2 separate regions of the Homo sapiens genome follow, and region 2 is linked to region 1. A link is an interaction called in ENCODE POLR2A ChIA-PET data of the cell type or tissue named here. Cell type or tissue: endothelial cell of umbilical vein. All regions are shown on one strand. Each heading gives the region's core, and the rest is flanking DNA. Links, peaks and the distances in the headings are about the cores only. Region 1 holds the start of XXYLT1-AS2 (XXYLT1 antisense RNA 2). Region 2 has its middle 63 kb from the start of XXYLT1-AS1.

Region 1 (9,990 bases), core at 885-8,884:
TCTGTTTCAGTTTCCCCTGCACCAAAAGGGCCTCAAGGATTCTACTACTCCTTTTATGCAGAAGTGTGTTTCCTTGATCCTCTGTGTGATGCCTTTAACCTTGGGCAGCAGCTAAAAGGGTGTGAGATGTGAGTAGAAAAGTGGCCCGCAAGACCAAGGTCACACTCCGTACCCCTCCTAAACCCTGCCAACATCTTGGCAGGAAGGTACCGGCAGAAGAAATAGGGGTGCCTTTTCTCTGCTCTGGTTATTCTTTGTAAATAATATGATTCACCCTTATGTCTCTACCTTGCTTAGACGCAATCTTCCAGGCTCTCTGAAAGCTGAATACCAATGAGCTGCAATTATACATCATCAGGAACATGAAAGTCCTGTTCACTGCTACCCAAGTGAAGAGCTAGAATTATCCTGCTTTCTTTAGAGTTCCAAGTTCGTGATCCTTGGGCCGGTCAACATAGGATGGTCCTAGCAGCAAAGGAAAGGATTTCCATGCAGAGACTGGGCTTGATTTTATTGAGAGAAGCAGCGGGCTTGTTTGTGTTTGTTTTTTTAACAGAGCCAAGGAAGATCAAGTGGAAGCCACGTGAATGGGCACCTCACTCCACGGTTACCAGCATTGATGGGGCCCTGCGAGCATCTCTGTGAAGCCACATGAACGGGCACATCACTCCACGGTGACTGGCACTGATGGGGCCCTGCGAGCATCTCTGTGAAGTCACATGAACGGGCACCTCACTCCACGGTGACTGGCACTGATGGGGCCCTGCGAGCATCTCTGTGAAGCCACATGAATGGGCACCTCACTCCACGGTGACCGGCACTGATGGGGCCCTGCGAGCATCTCTGTGAAGCCACATGAACGGGCACCTCACTCCACGGTGACCGGCATTGATGGGGCCCTGCGAGCATCTCTGTGAAGTCACATGAACGGGCACCTCACTCCACGGTGACCGGCACTGATGGGGCCCTGCGAGCATCTCTGTGACTTCACATTTCTGAAAGTCCATAGAATCCACCAGCCTCATAATGAGCGCTCGTCTACAGACGCAAGGACACCGCAGACATCCAGGCAAATCACGACATACTACGCCAATTCTGGCTCAGCTTCCTCTTTTACAAACAGTGATAGAGCAGTCCCCAAAAGGCAGACGGCTGGGTTCCTGGATCAAAACACTCCTTTGGGCAGCTCCTTGATGCTGGAGTCAATTCTGCTACCATGAAATAGAAGATCACAGGGGTTCTCTATGATCAACAGTAAGCAGCTCATTTAAAGAAGTCACCTAAGGCAGGAGGAGGAGACAGATGTTCAATTCAACCCCAGGCTCAGATTAAAAGTTTGATATTTCTATAAGAGCCAATTCTGCTGCTACCCTGGAAGCAGAGGGATGGGAACTTCAGATCCGTTTCACTTAGGAACCCACAGAAGAAATGCAGTCCTGTGGCTGAAGTCTGCACCTGAGATGGCCATGGAGCCATATAGAAATTCCCTTCATGTGGGGCTGGTCACGCTCAGCTCAGTCCTTTCCACACGTGGTTTGTTACAGAAGGTCCCTCTTGTACACATGCCACTGGGATTCAACTGTGCTATTTTGCTTTTTTTCCCCAGGAAGATGCTTACAGATAAGCCTTTCTGCTGCCTGGATTACAAATAAGGTTCTTTCAATGCGATGATGTTTATTTGGCATAGGAAACAGATTGCAGCAATGCAACAAAGCACACAGTCCTGCGGGCCCATCATCCGCCGCTGTGCCTCCACTGTAGCCCTGTCCAGACCCACGTCCCACTGCAAGCTCCTGGAGGACAGGGTCTGGTTTCTCTCTACTGCATAGCCAAACCCTCGGCAAATGCCTGCCCAGTGAGCTTTCTATTCGGGCACAGAGTTTGGTCTATCCCAAGAGCACTCTTAGAGGCTACGCCTGCATTGCAAAGCCAAACACCACTCCGAGAGACTTTTCAGAGGAAAGAAGGGAATGTGATACCCACTTCTTAGCATTTTGAAGGCAGAACTCCATTTTTGTTTGTTTGGTTTCTTTTTTTAGAGACAGGGTCTCGCTATGTTGCCCAGGCTGGAGTGCATGGCTAGTCACAGGCGTAATCCCATTACTAATCAGCACAGGAGTTTTAACCTGCTTCATTTCCAGCCTGGGCTGCTTCATCCCTTCCTAGGCAACTTGGTGGTCCCCCGTTCCCAGGAGGTCACCAAGTTGATGCCAAACTTAGTGCAGACACCCACAGAATTCCTGGGCTTAAGTGACCCCCCTGCCTCAGCCTTCCAAGTAGCTGGAACTACAGGTGCAGGCTACCATGCCCAGCTGAAGGCAGAATATTAAGCTGAGGGAGAGGTGAGCCACTCAGTAAAATTTACAGTTCCTACAGCAAAAAGTCTATGTATCTTGTCCATGGGATATCTCTAAACAGCAGTACTGACTCAGTGTTGACACCGCAGGCATTTGCGTTTTCATTAAGTTTTATCTACCCTATCTCCCTCACGTTATATCTTCCTTGAAAGCAAGAGGCATGTCTTCTACTTCGTAATTCCTCATGGGACCAATCCTATGGCTCACACACACAATGAGCCAAATAAAAAACTGAGAATAGGCTGGGCATGGTGACTCACACCTGTAATCCCAGCACTTTGGGAAGCCCAGGCAGGTGGATCACCTGAGGTCAGGAGTTCGAGACCAGCCTGGCCAACATGATGAAACCCTGTCTCTACTAAAAATACAAAAATTAGCCAGGCATGGTGGTCAGCGCCTGTAATCTCAGCTACTTGGGAGGCTGAGGCAGGAGAATCGCTTGAACCCGGGAGGCGGAGGTTGCAGTGAGCCAAGATCACACCACTGCACTCCAGCCTGGGCGACAAGAAAGAAACTATGTCTCAAACAAACAAACTGAGAATAACAAACTTTCCCATGGACTGTCTTTACAAACAAAAACTGAATGTGAAAGTAACTTCTCTAAGACCAGTAATGGGACTACAGAGCCTGACTTAGCAGCTGGCCAGCACCGCGGAGGAAACGCCCTCTGACTACACATCTGTTCCTGCATTCACTCAACAAACATCGAAGTGCCTGGCATTGGTCTGCACGGCATAAACAGAACAGAAGGGCTGCCTCCCAGTCCCACCCCTTCCACGCATTCACTTCCTCACTCATTCTTTCAGGAGACACCTGTGTCAGGCACGACGTGGTGAACTTTTAAAAACGGATTCAGTAGTACCAAAATACTCATAATGTGCAGACAGACAAAAGAACTGGAAGGAGTCGTGTTTTCAGACACAGGAAGCTTTTCACGTGCTCCACCTGGACCTCATCTCTCAGCCTCACACTCCGATCTTCAGCAGCCCCCGCTATGCGCCCGAGTCTTGGGACGTCATCCCGGAGCTCCTAGCCTGCCCGGGAGGCAGAGCCATCAGGTAAGAGACGGTCACAATGACAGCAACACAATCCCGCTTGGGTTCTCTGTACAGAGTTTTCCTTTTAAAATACCTTTTCCACTGATGTTATTTAAAAATAACAACCTCAGAGTAGACTTCTGATCTCTACCACAGGGCAGGTACATCCCTCCCTTTTTATGAGTAATTCCTGCAGGGGTTATAGCACGGCCTCCAGGTCACACGGGCTACACAAAAACACTTAGCCCAGTTTTCTAACTCCCAGGGAGTGAAGGAATCACTATTTTAAAAGGTGGCAAGCTTTTTTCTCCTTTACTCAGATTTAACTCTGATAGAAACTGACAGGCTCAATCTTGGTTAATTTTTTTTTTTTAAACACGAGAACAAGGTTCAAGAAATTCATCTTCAGGTGTCAGAGAGACGAAAAGAACCCAATAGCTTTTATCTTCAAGTCCTACATTTATGCATCTCGTAATGAGGGTGATGGCTGGTTCCCTTACAACGGAGGGCTTCATGCCTAGTGAACAACGGACCTGAATTTATATCAGCCATAAAGCCTTCCAGACGTGACGGTCACGCTAACATCCTGACATGAGGCAATCTGCAGAGAGATGGAAAGTGTGCTTGGCTAGAGGTTAGTGCTGCCTCTCTCTATTTTCTTCCCTTGTACCAACTGATTTCAGACTGAGGAACTTGAAGACAGAGTGACACTATGAGCTCATATAACTCTCCTCAGCTCTAAACTCGGCCACAGCAGATGTGTTTTTAAGAAACTAATAGACTGAAAATGACATTTACAGACGAAATGCTGTGACGACTGAGATTCGTTTCAAAATAATCAGGGGAAGAGGAAAAGTGGGTGGGAGGAGACATAAAACAAAGATTGGCTAAGGGCTGATAGTTATTGAGGCTGCATGGATATTATAATATTGGGGCATCCAGAAATATTACATGATGCTTTCTACTTTTGTATATGTTGAAAGGTTTTCATAGTAAAAAGAAAAATCATACCAAGAGACCAGCAACATTTATCAAAGAAGGCTGACTTAGGTATAAGGATGGTCAAGATACACTGTTAAGTGAACAAAAAAAGATGTACAAAGGTATAGAGAGTTTATTTACATATACACACACACACCCCCTGATAAAAATATAGAAAATTTCTGGAAAAATAATAACCTCCATATGCTATTCAAAACAAAAATGTATCACTTTTTAATGATGAGTTTTAGATAACAATTGTTTTCATCCGATGGGGGGGCAACAGGAGGAAAGGGCATAGTCGGCTTGAAAATGAGATAAACATCTCCATGGGCCAGGAACAGAACAGAAACCATATTGGAGATCAGGGCTAGAGCCATGGCTGGAACCTGGAAGCAAGCAAAGGGCCAGATGTTCACCCTCTGTGCAGCGTAGCAGGGACCAAACACCCCACGCACGGGGGAAAGTGGAAGCCAGGCTCAGTGAAACAGGGAGTGGGGGCTGCCTCGGGCACAGTCCTCGGTCTCTCCCCCTGTCCTCGTCCCTTCCTCCTCTGCTGCAACTATACTGCAATCTACATTCGTCCCTCCCCCCATCTTTGATCCCCTGGTTTCCAATATTCTCTGGGATATTAAAATGTTCTTCACTATTGCGGACTAGTTATTTTCTCTTTGTAATACTGTCTGTTTCTGTTTTGCAAATACCTTACAATGTTTAGGGTAAAGCCATAAAAACTGGTCTGTATAGATAAGACACTATTAATAAATGTATGATGGTAATTTCCGCAGAAGCGGGAAGGAGGGAAACACAGTACCAACACCCTAGCTAGCTGCGAGGAAGCCGGGAGATAACATATCCAGCGTTTTTGTCTTCCATAATAGGAGGCAGGCTTCTATGGCAGAGAATTCCCAAATTCTAGGAAAGGGGTTAAGATGCTGAGAAGCCAAAAGATGAGCAATAATTTTGCTAAGTTGTCAGCAGCCCCAACCGTACATATAAGGAAACTGAGGCTGAGGTTAAGTGACTTCCCTAGGTTCACAGAACTTATCAGTGGCCAAGCTGGGACTGTGGATAACGCTGCCACCACCACCCAGGAGTGCTGCTCGTGCTAGGCACCATAAATACATTATCTGATTCAATCTCCCTCAACTCTGCCACATATAGTGTTATAATCTCCATTTCTCATGAGCTAAAGAGACTAAGGCTCAGAGACGTCAAGAGACTTGCCCAAGGTCACACAGCAACTGAGTGGTAGAGGTAGTCAGTCCACACCCTCCCTTCTTCCCTCTGTGCTGGCGCTCACTCCCTCCCCAACACTCCCCTGGGAGCCCAGCACCAGTCCTTGGAGTGGGATGACGCAGCCTGCAGAGAAGCTTTCCTTCCGAGCGTCTGGAAGAACCCGAGGCTGGCACAGCACCATCAGCAAATAAAACCATGTGACTTAAAAAGGTGAACGAGCGGACATGATTAAAATACTTAACACAAAAGCGAATTCCCGCCTGGTGGCATGTTATCAGCAGCTGACAGGAATAGCCTGCCGCTTCCTCCTCAGGGTGGGCCGGGGCTCACACAGCACACGGCTGCCCGCAGAGCCTGGGGAGAATGAAACCGGAAGCCTATGCCGCCACCAACAAGCTCCCATTCAGAGGATCCTCAGGCGGCCAGCTCCACAAAGTGACCATAACAAAGGGCCACAGCCCACATACGCACACACTCACACACATATGCACACTCTCACACACTCACATACACACACACTCACACATACGCACACTCTCTCACACACTCTCACACACACACACACTCTCTCCCTCTCCCTCTCCCTCTCTCTCTCTCCATCACTCCAGGGTCAGCAGGAGCCCTGAAGCCTGAAGCCAAGCCATGACCAGGCCTCCTGGTCCCAGTGGCCTCCCCAAATGACCCAGTCCACAGTTGGGCTTCCTAACTCTACAGAGTGGTGACCTCAAGCCTGGAGCCTCACAGAGACCTTGAGGGCTGCCTCCCACCCCCTCCCTCTCTTACCCTGGTTTCCCTGCAAGCTCCCCTTCCGTCCCCTTTGTTCCTGTTCACTCCAGGATCTTGTAGGAGAGCCAGATCACCTGCTGCTGCTAAAAAGGGAAGTTTTACAATCGTGGGTAGAGGTGGGCAGCCAGATTTAGGAAAAAAGCGGGATATCTGTTAAAATTTAAATTTCAGGGTCAGGTGTGGTGGCTCATACCTGTCATCCCAGTACTTTGGGAGGCTGAGGCGGGCGGATCACTTGAGGTCAGCAGTTCGAGACCAGCCTGGCCAACATGGCTACTAATAACACAAAAATTAGTCAGGAGTGGTGGCTCTGCCTGCAGTCCCAGCTACTCGGGAGGCTGAGGCAGGAGAACTTCTTGAACCTGGGAGGCGGTGGCTGCAGTGAGTCAAGGTTGTGCCACTGCACTCCAGCCTGGGCAACAGAGAGAGACTCTGTCTTTAAAAAATAAAAAAATTAAAAAAATTTAAATTTCAATATACAATAAACAATAAACAATTATTTAGTATAAATAATTGTTTAGATAAACAATAAACAATTATTTAGTATAAATAAACGATTATTTATAAACAATAAACAATAACAATTATTTAGTATAAGTATGTCCTGTGCAATATTTGGGACATATTTAACATACAAAACACTTATTTGTTATTTATGTGAAGTTCCATTTAATTGGGTGCCCTGTATTTTAAATGGCAACCCTATATGCCTGGGGGAGGGATTGATTAGGAGAAGCCCAGAGGAACAAAGCGACTGGTAAAGAAAACACAAAAGAGGAGTGAAGATTAAGGGAGGGAGGGAGGGAGGGAGTGACGGAGGGGAAATGCTCTTTAATGAGGGTCTCTCTCACAACAGAAACTTCCACTATTACTTCATTTGAGTTCTCCAGTAATTCTCTGTGTTAGAGATATGTATCCCACTTACAGACCAAACAACAGAGGGTCAGAGAATCCAGTGACTCACAAAGTGTCACATGGGGAATTCACTTCTGAGTACGACCGAATGCTATTTCCTCCACATCAAGCTTCTTCGCCTGCTGCCACACCTTTAGAATTGTTATAGGCTGCACATAAAGAGGGCACAGCCGTTTACTTTTCTAATACTTTCATGAGGAAACAAATTCAAAATGGCACATCTTTACAAAATACAGTTGTCTATCTTTTAGATTCTCCTCTTGGCCCCTTATCCCAACTAAACACATCACCACTGAGGACCTGTCCAGGGGTTTAGCTCCTGATGAAGAGACAGAGAAAAGGTCAGAGAAAGGAAGGGTGACGCTCCATCCAAGATGACTACAGCGCTATGATTTCCAGATGGGGAAGGTCACGGATGCTGGACGCAACAGAATCTCAACAGGGACCCGAGAGAGAGAGGCTCCTCTCTCCCTACACTAATATCCCACGATCCCTGTGTCACTTTCCAGAACACACTGTCAGTTCCATGGACCTAGGATTATAAAATCCTGTAAGATTTATACAGAAAATATAAAAATCTGGGGAGGGGGAACTGTGAAACAATGTGAAAAAAACTATTTGTCAAATGGACAGTGGGGAATAACTTCTCCTCCCGCACCTCCTCCAAGCTTCTAACAACACTCATGGCACACAATACAGAGGAGACTGCCATAAAAATGACTTAAAATGTGCCCTTTTGAGGTAAAGTAACTATGGGACAAGTGACTATAAAAATGACACAGCTGGGGAGATCCAAATCTATTCCTGCTCAGCAAGTTTCCAGATTAAAATGTGTCTGCTTACCTAGTCAAGATTTGGTTTTGTGCTGTTTTGTGTTTAAATTTTCCTTTCATATAGATGCTAGCATGTTCTTCTTAAAATAAAACACTTGTCCACCTCACTCCCCTCTCTGGGGAGACCCCTTGGTGGTCAGAGCCCACTGCCAGTTCCATGGAAGTCCCAGGCAGGGGCAAGAGGGGACCTCTGTGGGAAGCAGTCTGACGGCCGCAGCAATGGCCAAGCCCAAGGGCCGAGACCGCCTGCTCAAGAGAAAGGCGGGCTGCGCTGTCCCTGCTTCCTCTCTCCCCTTCCATTCCCATCCTCTTCCTTCTCTCAGCCTCCCCACCCTAGCCCCACTGCCAGCCAGGTGAACACTCCAAAGCAGCAGATAATTAATGCCGGATCTCCCAGGTCCCCAGAGGTCCCCAGTCTTCTTGTGAAAGAAGGCAAAAAACATGCTCAATTCCTTGTCGGCCAGCCAGTACCAAGCCATTCCCAGCCCCAGCATGAGACTGCAAACGTTACAAGGCAATTCCCCAGAGCCAGCGGGGCACGCGGCAGGCAGTGCAGGGCTGTCATCTGCAGACTCCATTATTAAAGGTCTCTGGAAACATTTCAGCTGAGGGGTGGAGGGAGGGAGCATGAAAAGGAGTATAAGTCTCTGTTGATTTTTGAGTGCCCAGGCCCTGCAAACGCCATTCTTCAGACTCTGCTGCAGCGGAGGTCTCATGGTTATCATAGTACATAATGAAAATTAAAGATGCTCAGGGTTAGAAAAACTCAGTTTCATTTCGAATCTAAAATCTTTCAGAGCTTTCTTTCAGGAAGTCCAGATAATTAAACTGATTTTAAGTTGCACTGTTTATAAAATCCTAGATCTACAGAAAATACAAATTCTGGCCAATCCTGTCTAAGCACGATGGGTTTCCAAGTTTCCATTTATATCACATGAGAAGATTCCAAAGCAGGCCTTGAAGGCATTGGCGCTGTAACTGCATTTAATACTTAGCCCAGTTTAAACACCCCATGACGTCAGTTCTCCCCGATCCCTGAAGAGCTCACCAGCAGACAGGCAACTTCCAGACGGAGGGAGGACAATGAGGGTCCGAAGGGCTGTAACCCCCAATGCCAGAGCCGGGGAGCGGGGACTTAGAGCTCAGCTCTTCTCCTTCTCAGGTGGGGGAACAAAGGCCCCAAGGTGGCAGAGCTGGGACTAGTATCTAGGGCTTGGGACTCTGAGGCTCCCTGTATTGTTACAGTAGGTAGCTAGTCAGACATGAGCAGGGCAGGAGAGGGCTCCACCACCACCAGGAATGTCAGGCGACCATCAGCTGATGGTCAGGCAGTTGTCAACCGTCTCTCTAAAATGATAATTGGATGCAGCCAGCGCCAGGGAAAGGGAGGGTCCCAGTAGATAGAAAGAACCTGGAACTGACGACCAGCAGCTTCCTGGTAAGATTTCAGGAGTTGGGCACGTGGGCTCAAGCATGTGCACTAGGAGGCAAAACGGTGGCACTAGGAGGCATGTGCACTAGGAGGCAAAACCCTCCTCTAGGAAGGCTGGACTGGTAAGGGAAGAAACCAGGAAATAAATCACAGAAACAAACCATCTGGTAAAGAAAACACAAAGAGGAATGAAGATTAAGGGAGGGAGAGAGGGAGGGAGGGGAAATGCTCTTTAATGAGGGTCTCTCTCGCAACAGAAACTTCCACTGTTACTTCATTTGAGTTCTCCAGGGAGCGCGTGCACAACCTCGGTAAACACACTGCGCTCCCTCCCAAGGGCTTGCAGGCCACCCTCAGGGAAGAACCGGGGGAGGAGTAACGCAAACCCCAGAACCACGCCAATGTACAAA
Region 2 (9,990 bases), core at 957-8,956, 120 kb before region 1:
AAAATATATATATATACATATATATATCCACCAGAGACAAGCTCCTCTAACACAGACACCTGCATGTAAACTATAGGCACAAAGGTAAAATAACAGGAAGGGCCCTAGATTTGGGAGTCAATATAACTGGATTCAAAGGCCAGCCCTGCCCTCCCCTTAAATCCCAGCACATCTTTGCCAACATTGGTTTATCAAACTTTTAATGTTTTCCAACAAAGAGGTGATAAATGTTATCCCATTCTTTTAATTTACATTCCAATGACATTTTAATAGAACTATAAAACACCAGAGTTGAAAGAGACCTCAGTGATCAAGTACTCAAATGCCTTCGTTTAAAGAATTTTTAAATTGAGTATAAGTAATACATTGACACATTATCATGGTAAAATTATATATATATTATATATATATATAGAGAGAGAGAGAGAGAGAGAGAGCAATCTATTGAATAGAAAATGAAAATTCCACTTTGCACCTTCCTCTGACTCTCTTACTGAGGGTAAATTGATGTTCATCATTGCTACATGATGGGTAATTTGCTACATATCTACTTGCATATGTAAATGCATAAAAGTATAGTGAGTTGTGGTATTTTACATAAAAGATATATAGCCGTATATCTTTTTTTGTAATTATTATTTTCTAACAACACATTCTAAGGGTGTCTTAACACATATCTCAGAAATCTTTCTGTATCAGTACACATAGACCTGTTCCACTCTTTGCTCCATAATATCCTATAGTATGGGGTGTATTTGTTATCCATTGCTGGATAACAAATTACCCCCCAAATTTAGCAGCTTTAAAACAAAAACAATTTATTATTTCACACAGATTCTGAGATCAGGAGCCCTGAAACAGCCCCTCATGGTGGTTCTGGATCAGGGCCTGTCGTGGGGTTGCAGCTGAGCTGGCAGGGCTGTGGTCATCTGAAAGCTTGATTGGGGTTAAAGGATCCACAGATAAGATGGCTAACGCCCATGGCTGTTGGCTAAAGGACTCAATTCCTTTCCACGTGGGCCTCTCTACAGGGCTGCTCACAACTAGGCAGCTTCCCCAGGGCAAGGGATTCAAGAGCAAGGAGAGAGAAAACCCAAGATGGAAGCGGCTTAGGTTTTACTAAGCCCGGGAGTGCCATGCCATTCCTTCTGTTACAGGTAGTGAGACAGGCATGAGCAGGGCAGGAGAGGGCTCTGGGGGAATGTTGGGTGATGGTTTGGCAATGATCACACTGCCTCTCTAAAAGTGATAAATTGGCAGCCAGTGCCAGGGAGAGGCCATTTCCTCATGGACCACACCTGCTGCACTAAAGTGTTCATTGAATGCAGGTGCCAGGGAGACACAACTTCCCAGGCATGGTGCATTAAGAGACAAAATGGCAGAGTATGACCCTCTGGGAGCACCCCACAAGAAAAGGGAAGAAAGCCTCAGGTGGGTATGTGTACAACTTCCTATACACACTGTGTAAGGGTAAGGAGGGCACTGCACATGCAGGCAGCTCACCCTAAGGTGAGAATCACGAGAAAGGGGCCAGCCCAGAAAGTCCTCGGATCAAGGTTAAACGCTGCACTTGTTCTGACGTCGCCCGCTTGGGGTCTTTTCCCAGTGTACTTTCTTTCCTGGTCTAAAGGCTTTATAAAAACCTTCCACTCCTCCTCTTGCCTTCCTCTCTTTTTCAGCCTTAGGCCCGTCAGTCAAATTCTTTCTTCTGAGGAGGCAAGAATTGAGGTTGCTGCAGACCCACACGGATTCACCGCTGGTAACTCAGATACCTTCCAACCTTCCACTGGTAACAATTCTGCCATATGCTGTTGGTCAAGCAGATCTTCCCTGGTTCAGTGTGGAAGAGGACTACACTGGGGGGATGCCAGGAGGTGGAGATCACAGGGATTGACTTGGAGACCTGCTGCCACATATGGTCACCAGGGTTATTCTCCATTCTCACAGGTGGCCTCCCGTTTCTCATGCTCACAGGCGGCACTGCCATGAGCATCCTTGGGCATGCTTCTGTGAGTTTTTTTGTTTTGTTTTGTTTGTTTGTTTTGTTTTTGAGATGGAGTCTTGCTCTATCACCCAGGCTGGAGTGCAGTGGTGCGATCTCGGCTCACTGCAACCTCCACCTTCCAGGTTCAAGCGATTCTCCTGCCTCAGCCTCCTGAGTAGCTGGGATTACAGGTGCACGCCACCATGCCCAGCTAATTTTTGTATTTTTACTAGAGACGGGGTTTCACCATGATGGCCAGGCTGGTCTCGAACTCCTAACCTCAGGCAATCCACCCACCTCTGTTCCCACTGAGCATGCCTCTTAATGCCCAGGTACGTCTCTTCTAGTCCTAGTGGTAGAATGGCTGCAATTCTTGCATTTTCAAATGGGAAACTGAAACCAGAGGAAGGTGACTTCTCCAAGGTCATACTGTTAATCGCCTACGAGTCCAGGATGACATCAGTCACCTGACTTCCAGCCTACTTTATTTTCAGAGCCACTCTGTAGGCAAAATACACATGGCCTGAGATTTCAGGAAGTATGTTGAGATAAAGCCTGGCTGGGAATTGCCAAGAGTCAGTTTCCAGAACGACAAAACGTGTAATGGCTAATCTTGCTTTGTAGGCACTACATAAACGTCACTACACTCAAAGCCTAGATTAGCCAATGCATGAATGTCTAATCTGCCTTGATTAAAAGGAAGCTGGTGGAAATGAGGAATCTTTTCCATGCTGTCATTAGCAGAAACTTCGGAGTGAGACAGACCCGGGTTTGAGTTCTGGCTCTAGCTCTGTGACTGTAAGCCAGCCACATCATTCCTGTGTCATGGTTTCTCCATCTGTAAAATGGGAATCATCAGAGTACCAACTTCACAGGCTGTTCAGTGGATGATGTGATGGTGTAGATCATGCACTCAGCGAGGGGCTGGCAGGCTTCCCACAGGAGCTGCTGCTATTTGTATTCTCCCTGTCTGGCCTACTTCATTTATCCATCAAGCTTCCTGAATGAATGGATTCCATTTTCTAAAAAATAGATGGTACCTGGAGAGCTCATTTTATTCCATTTTCCCACATCTTGACTCTGCTGTTAATACCATCCATTATTTTGTGGCCTGCTTTTTGTTGCATACTGTCAGATTTGTGATGAATGTAGCACAGCGTGGGCGTGAAGTCAATACAGAGCCTCCTGAGAGCTGCCCCTGTGGCCCAGCACAGACTACTTCTTGCCCCTTGTGTGGCTGGCTGTATGTGCAACTGTCTCTGCGGGCAGGACCTGAATCCTCCTCACCTCTGTGGCTGTAATGTGTCTGGAATGAATGAATGAATGAATGAATGAATGAATGAACAAATGAAAAAAAGGGATCGGCCGGGCGCGGTGGCTCATGCCTGTAATCCCAGCACTTTGGGAGGCCGAGGTGGGCAGATCACAGGAGGTCAGGAGTTCGAGACCAGCCTGACCAACACGGAGAAACCCCGTCTCTACTAAAAATACAAAATTAGCTGGGCGTGGTGGCACGTGCCTGTAATCCCAGCTACTTGGGAAGGTGAGGCAGGAGTATCGCTTCACGCCGGGGGCAGAGGCTGTGGTGAGCTGAGATCGCACCATTGTACTCCAGCCTGGGTAACAAGAGCGAAACTCTGTCTCAAAAAAAAAAAGGATCAATAGAACCAAATCAACTGAAATGAATGGGTCACAAAGGACATCGCTGGAACATTGAATTATTGCCTGGATTTGGATTTAAAATGTTAAGAGTATTGTAGAGATTTAGAATAACTTTGAGTCCTCCAACATCCAGCAGAAGGAAAGATGGGATACTGTGGGTCGAAGGATGGGGTACTCTGGGTTGAAGGATGGGGTACTGTAGGTCGGGAAAAAGGAAGAGGGGCCAAGTATTGCGCCGGTTTTCTGTGCGATGAGTTTAAGGTGTTTTCGGGCCTCCAGAGTAGACCTCATCTGCTGGGTTGGGTTTAAGGGAGAGACCCATGGCTTTTTACCAGCTGTGCAGCAGGTTAGCAAACAGGCTTTTACCCTGAAGCCACTGGATATCCCCGAGCTTCAGGAGAGAACCCTGGAAACCCTACTGCTCTTCAGAATCAACAAGCCCTGGAATGTTTCTGGCCAGAGCCAGGCAAGGACAGAGATTTAAAGGGGATGTGACAAGTGTCCCAGGTAAGTGACACCCAGGCCCAAACTGGAAGGGTACCAGCATTCTCCCTGTTTGAGGATCCTTGTCAGGGACCTCAGCCATAGGGAACATCTGAGCTTGGCCTCTGAGCCCTTCCGTCCACTCCTAGCACTGCCTCCACAGCCCCAAAGAAGACCCCACTTCTCCTCGAGGGTGGCTGGCCTGCTGGCAAAGACCATTTCCTCCTCCTCCACTTGGGAAGCCAGGGGAGCCTGGCCCGGCCCATCAGCTGGGCCAGAGGGCGGTACTGCCCTGGGGTGCCCTGAGGGAGAAGGGCAGGGCTCCGGGTGCCTGTGCAGTGCTGGGCCTCAGCAGGGGCCTGGCCCAGTGTGACCGCAGCGCCACAATAGCCAGGCTCCCCCCGAGGGCATCTTGTACGCAGGCTGATACTTTGAGCTTACTCATTCCAAACCCCTTTGCTGTCCTTCCTCAGGAAGCTTCCTATTGAAAGATAAATGCTCTGTCTGTGATCAAACAGATTTACATTTATTTACTTTCCTTTCCTCCCAGGACTGCGCCAGCCCAGACAAGTCCAAGAGGAGGATTCCAGGCAGTTAAGATGGTTTCCGGAGAAGCCTGGAATTTCCCCGTAAGCACAAGCTCGGCAGAAAAAGGCAGGGTCCCTCGGCAGCCAGGGCAGGGGCTGAGTCAGTCCCAAGTCTCCCTGGCAAATGGATCACCCCTTAGGGTGGGAAGAGCCCCCCAGCTGTGTGGGGAACCTGGCTAGAGGTTGCTGAACCTCTGCTTTCAAGGAGTCTTGTGACCCCGGGAGCATAGAACAATCGCGGAGGCGCTTACATCCAAAATCCATTTTCCTTCAAAAAAGTGTCCAGGTGGAGGTAAAGAAAGAGGACCCTGTATACTTTGGTAAATCTGTGATTTAGCTACAATGTAACTGGGCCTTGGGAACCCAGGGTGAGGTTTCTTATGTGACATCTCCTGGAAAAGCTCCGCTCAATTCCTGAAAAATCCCTTATCAGACACCGACAGGAAACAGGGATTTCCAGGGAAATGGATGTGGAAGGCACCTGAAGGCCATTCCAAAACTCCAAAGTTTTTATTTATTTTACTAACTTAGGTGACTTAGACATACAACTTCCTGCAAACAGTGCATTCAGCTTTGTGTTCCTAAGCAAATAAATGGAACAGAGGCCACCAAAACTAGGCCCGCTGGAAAGGGCAGAGCAGATGCCCTTACACCCATAGCCCCTGGGGGTCATGCCTGTGAGTTCTTGCATATCAGCTTGTGACAGCGTTGTGACCTGCCCCTTTGTCACCTTGCCACCACATCACCCCCCAGGGGTCTGGGCATTTCCTCGAAGCTGCTTCCAGGACAGGATCAGGAACGTGTTACTTGGGTGGGGGGCTGGGAGGGAGGCAAGGAGCTCTGGTTCTGCCCATGTCCTCCAGCCTCGAGTGTGCAACTGCTCTTCTGGGAACTTGGGTCTCCTCATCTGAAACACAGGGAATTAGAGAAGATGATTTTGTAACGCTCGAAGGCTCTGTAATCCCCAAAAACATGCTCTAAAGGGATCTCCAGTCCAGCATATCAACCCAAACAAAAGACAACGCTGTGGTTACTTGTTCAAATGCCTCTTTCTTCTTGTAAACAGTGCACTCCCAATGACAGAGGCCCTCTGCTACTCATCATCTAGGTAGCTGACAGGTGGCTGCCTGCGGTACCTGATGTTTGGACAGACAAACAAATGACCAGGTGACACCCAAGTGCGATTCTCTCTGATCGCCATCCTGTAGCCTGTCTCCTTAGCTGGGCTCCAAGCTCTTTGGGGAGCGAGGAACAGATCTGTTCTACATAGAATCTCCAATCAGAGCTGACGGTGGCTCAGGAAGCACCAGGGTGCCCAGGCTAGTTGTTGAAATATTGAAGTACTTCTGTGCAGTTGCTGAGCCTGAGAGAGCCTCTCTCCCCTCCCCCGCCACCAAGCCCAACATCTATCCGAAGGTTTCCTCTCCACCATCCAGCCACTGAAGGGTGGTGACTGATGTAGCAGGGCTGTAGGCCTCTGCTCCAGGACTGTATATGCCTGGTGCCATTCTGATTGGCCAGCGCCCTTGCCATACTGTCGTTAAATGTTGAGTGGTAGACCAGCCCAATGCAGGTGATGGGGAGGGAGAGCAGATGACTGGTAGGTGCCACCTGTCACCTGAGAATAGATATATGTAGGCCCTGCTTTCCCAATGGACTGAGAATGTTCCCAGCAAAGAAGTGGGCAGTGTGTGCTGCCTGACCCCAAGAAGACACATGCCCAGATCCCTAGCTGGACAGAACGAGGACCTCCAAGCACACCTGCAGGCAAAGGAATGGGCTGAGTCTCAGCCCCCCGGACTTACGAGCCAGGCGGCCCCACCTGTCTAAACTTGCGTTTCCTCTTCTGTACACAGGAGACAGTTAAACCTACCTTCCAGTTTGCGTGAGGACTTGTGTCTAACACGGGCTCTGATCTGTACCCACAGGTAGGGCTTTCCCTCCTGACAAAATCTTATTTTGATAAATCAGGACTTTAAAAATGACCAAGTGGTTAAGCAAGTGCATTCCGTCTGTGCAGATGCATCAAGCTGTTCGCTTACCTACACAATTCTGTATGTAGAGCAGACGATGATCCAATGCCAAAACATCAAATATATATTCTTAGGCATCAAAAGTATTATCAATAAAAGTTAAGGTGCTAAAAAAGAATGGCTGAGCAAAATCTAGAATTTGAGTCCTAGAGAAAGTTCCTGAGACAGGTCTCTTTCAATCCTGAGTTTCCTGACAGCAGGGGCTGGGAGCATATCAAAACAGTCCTTGCTAGAATTTTCCTCCTAAAGCTAAGTGTTTAACCGGTGCATTTTAGCAACAGCAGAGCTGGAAAAATATATCTGGGTAGAAGTAGCAGACAGACAGCGGTCAGCGAGCCAGGAGGTCGCAGGCCACAGGCCTTGGGCAGTCACACCTGCAGAGTAAACACTGAGTCAGACTGGGTTAATTATGCAGAGATTGATTCTGGCTTGAAAGAGGAAGGGAGAGCCGCCTCACTGCATACTCGGAGGTGGGCCTTGGCTAGGTGGATCTAACAATTGATTATTTTATTTCAGATCCAGGGAGTGTTGTGATATTGACCTTCAAGGTTCAGAGAAGAGTGTTTAGGACACACAGTGAAATAGACAGCTGCAGTCCAAGCCACAGTGGAATTTCTAGTGTCCTCTGCCCTTCTGGGGCAGGCTAGGGCGGGGTGGAGCAGGGAGACGGCTTCAGGCCTTTCTAATTTAAAAGGACAAGGACCAGGGGCTGGATGCCTTTCCGTTTCACACCCGCGGCTTCCCACTTCAGGAGTGTTCCTGTGCTTCCCACCTTGGCCTGTCTTCAGACGGGCACCTGGACGTGGGGCTTGGAGATCCAACTAGTCCCCAAGTTCACCCAAGACAGTTTGTTCCCAGGAGCTCATTTAACACTAGGCTGTTTGCAAGTCAAAGTGCGTCCCGTGCAAACAACATCCCAAGAGCACTGAGCGTGGCCAGCTGACCCACGAAGTCTATGACCCATCCCTGTACCTTGAAGTCCTGAAAGCTCTGGACCTACCACCATGTTGCCACGAGCACACACTCTAGATCTGAACTGCTCATTCGGTGGACGCTGGGAAGTGGGGACCCTGTGTCCACCAGTGTTCCTTCAGCACACAGCCACTGAGTGCCTGCTCGGGGCCAGGTCCTTATTTAGGGAAACCAGAGAGATGCCTCGTATACCTCAAAGGTCTCAGTTTAGGGCAGAATTCAGGACAGGTTCCAAATACCTACACCTGAGACCAAAAATGGTCCTATTAGGAGAGGTAGATAATGCCTGGAGAGGGGATTTCAAGGTGGGGAGGCCACATCCAAGTGGGGTGGAAGCAGGGAACTGAAGAGAAACTTGGGAGGATGGGCTGGACTTTGAAAGGCAGGGAGGGGAGGGCGTCCCAGGCCGAGGATAGGTGTGAGCAATTTCCCTTTCCCCAGGCTTTGGAAGGGGAACCGGGGAGGAAGGGCAGGCATGAGCCACGGCAAGGTAGGAACACCTAAGGGAGGCAGCAGGCGAAGCCCCCCAGCTCCTGCCCAGGCCCCTCCACTGTGCGTGGAGGGATGCAGGCGTGGCTCCGGCCCCTCTGCTCTGCATGGAGGGATGCAGGCCTGGCTCCGTGGGAAAGGTGAACTGAGGCACAGAGTCTCCTTCCCCAGCGCTGAGGACTGGGGAGTGGGTCTCCAGCAGCTCCTCACACTGCCTCCTGGCCGGGGCCTCAGAGAAGCCAGCCCAAATCCTGGCCCGGATCAGAAAAATCCCAGGTGATTAGATCCAGAGGGGATGGAGTCCCAACCTCTCCAGGCCACTCTGGAGGCCGAGGCTCTGAAGAGAAAGTGCCTGCCAAACGCTGCCCTTGGCCTAAGGAGCTTCCTGCAGCCAGGGCCTCACCTGCAAAGGGCTATGAAATCACCTGTTTTGCTTCATGATGATGAAGATTAAGTTTAAATCATATACGTCTGTGGGGGTGAAGAACAGCACCTTGAATCCCTTGCAGGTGGAGAGCGTGGAGGCGCAAAGGTTCTACTGGCTCTTCCCAGGCGCCCCCACACAAACTGGACTCCAATCCAGGAGGAAGCACGGAGGCGGCCTAACCTGGGCCCTCCTCCATCCACGGAGCTGAGGGCCCAGAGAGGGAGGGCAACTCGCCCTCCACCACACCCCGCACAGCAGCTCCCTCCTTCCCCAGGGCCCAGCCCTGACACCTCCTGTCCCTGCCGGAGCCCTGCACCTGAGGACCCAGAGCCACGCGGGACCTTCTTTCACAGCCAGGAGGCGTCGGGGAGCTTCCCAGGCTGACTCTGCTTCCCGTGCTTTCCCCACCGCCCCCGCCAGAAACTGGGGCCCAAATGGCAGCATCCCCACCCCACGGCGCCCCAGCGCTGCAAAGCGCAGCCCTTCCGTAAACGGCCTGGGGAAATGAAGTTGGTGGACTCTGCCTGTCCTCGTCCGGTGTCACCTCCTGCCGGCCTCCTCATTCTGCCAGGGCTTCTGGCTCCTCACCCGGGCACAGAGGCCCCTTCAGCAGCAGGGATGGGGGCATTCGGAGAAGGACTGGGGCCGGCTGATCCTGGCCTGACAGAGGCCTCCTCACCCACTGGCACCAGCCCTGCCCTGAAGACGTGGTCGTAGCATCGATGCAATCGGGGGGGAGCGTGGTGGGTGGGGCACAGCCTGAAGGAGGAGGTCGAGCAAACACGTGGCCTCAGCTGGGACGCAGCACTGTCTGCAGAGCCCCTCGAATCCAGCTCCACATCTGGTTCTCGGGGGCGCAGGGCTGCCCGTGCAGGATTATCGACCCTGTTTTCAGGGAACAGGAAACTGAGGCCAAGCGAGGGGTCCTGAGCCGCCCAAGGTCAGAGAGGTGGTGAGGGGGAGAGATGCAACAGGGGGGTCCCCAGAGTAAGGGCGGGCAGGGCGGATGCCTGTGCTGAGATGTGGCGCCGAGGCCTTACGAGCACCCACTGAAGGTCTGTTCAGTCACCCCAAGAATGTCTGGAGCCCGAGTATCATCTGGCAGCCACCCTGGAGAAGGAACCAAGAACGCGGGGGGAGTCGGAAAGGGGGGCCCACCGAGGGGAGAAAGGGGTCGGCGCCGCTGTTCGGGCTGGTTGCTTTCTGGGCTCCTGAGCCCGGTGCTGTCCCACCCTCCGGGAAAGTCTAAAGCAAGAGGTGCCACCGCCCTCCGTGTCCTGCAGGCTGAGGAGCAGTGACGCTATTCAGCAAGATGAGAAACACGGGCAGGAGGTAAGAACTGAGATCTCCTTC

The links. Peaks named below come from ENCODE experiments on the same cell type or tissue, not always from the same donor. Only the 100,000 strongest peaks of a DNase experiment are listed, where the experiment ranks them.
Region 2: POLR2A ChIA-PET joins it to region 1 with 10 read pairs; 2 of 35 experiments call an interaction of 5 or more read pairs at or near these places.

The regions. Positions count from the first base shown.
Region 1 is chr3:195,144,691-195,154,680 of GRCh38, forward strand. The region is part of intron 3 of XXYLT1 (xyloside xylosyltransferase 1); the gene reads right to left. XXYLT1-AS2 (XXYLT1 antisense RNA 2) reads left to right here and starts at 3,181. Exons shown (of 2, transcript NR_102711.1): 1 at 3,181-3,415; 2 at 7,567-8,166. It overlaps LOC105374296 (a long non-coding RNA gene), which reads right to left and starts at 6,620. Exons shown (of 2, transcript XR_001741088.2): 1 at 6,398-6,620; 2 at 4,581-5,968. It also overlaps the pseudogene RN7SL36P. RefSeq lists enhancers at 2,899-3,008, 3,249-3,298, 5,527-5,736, 7,872-8,513, 8,514-9,154. In endothelial cell of umbilical vein, for the core only: no CTCF peak of the experiment used is centred there; DNase peaks (open chromatin) are centred at 3,041, 4,021, 5,851, 7,371 and 1 weaker place; H3K4me3 peaks cover 2,397 bases; H3K27ac peaks cover 6,513 bases.
Region 2 is chr3:195,026,497-195,036,486 of GRCh38, forward strand. No RefSeq gene overlaps it. Among named protein-coding and RNA genes, the nearest start is that of XXYLT1-AS1, 63 kb to the right of the region's middle. RefSeq lists enhancers at 3,900-4,897, 4,898-5,896. In endothelial cell of umbilical vein, for the core only: a CTCF peak has its summit at 8,950; DNase peaks (open chromatin) are centred at 2,585, 4,655 and 5,185; H3K27ac peaks cover 5,206 bases.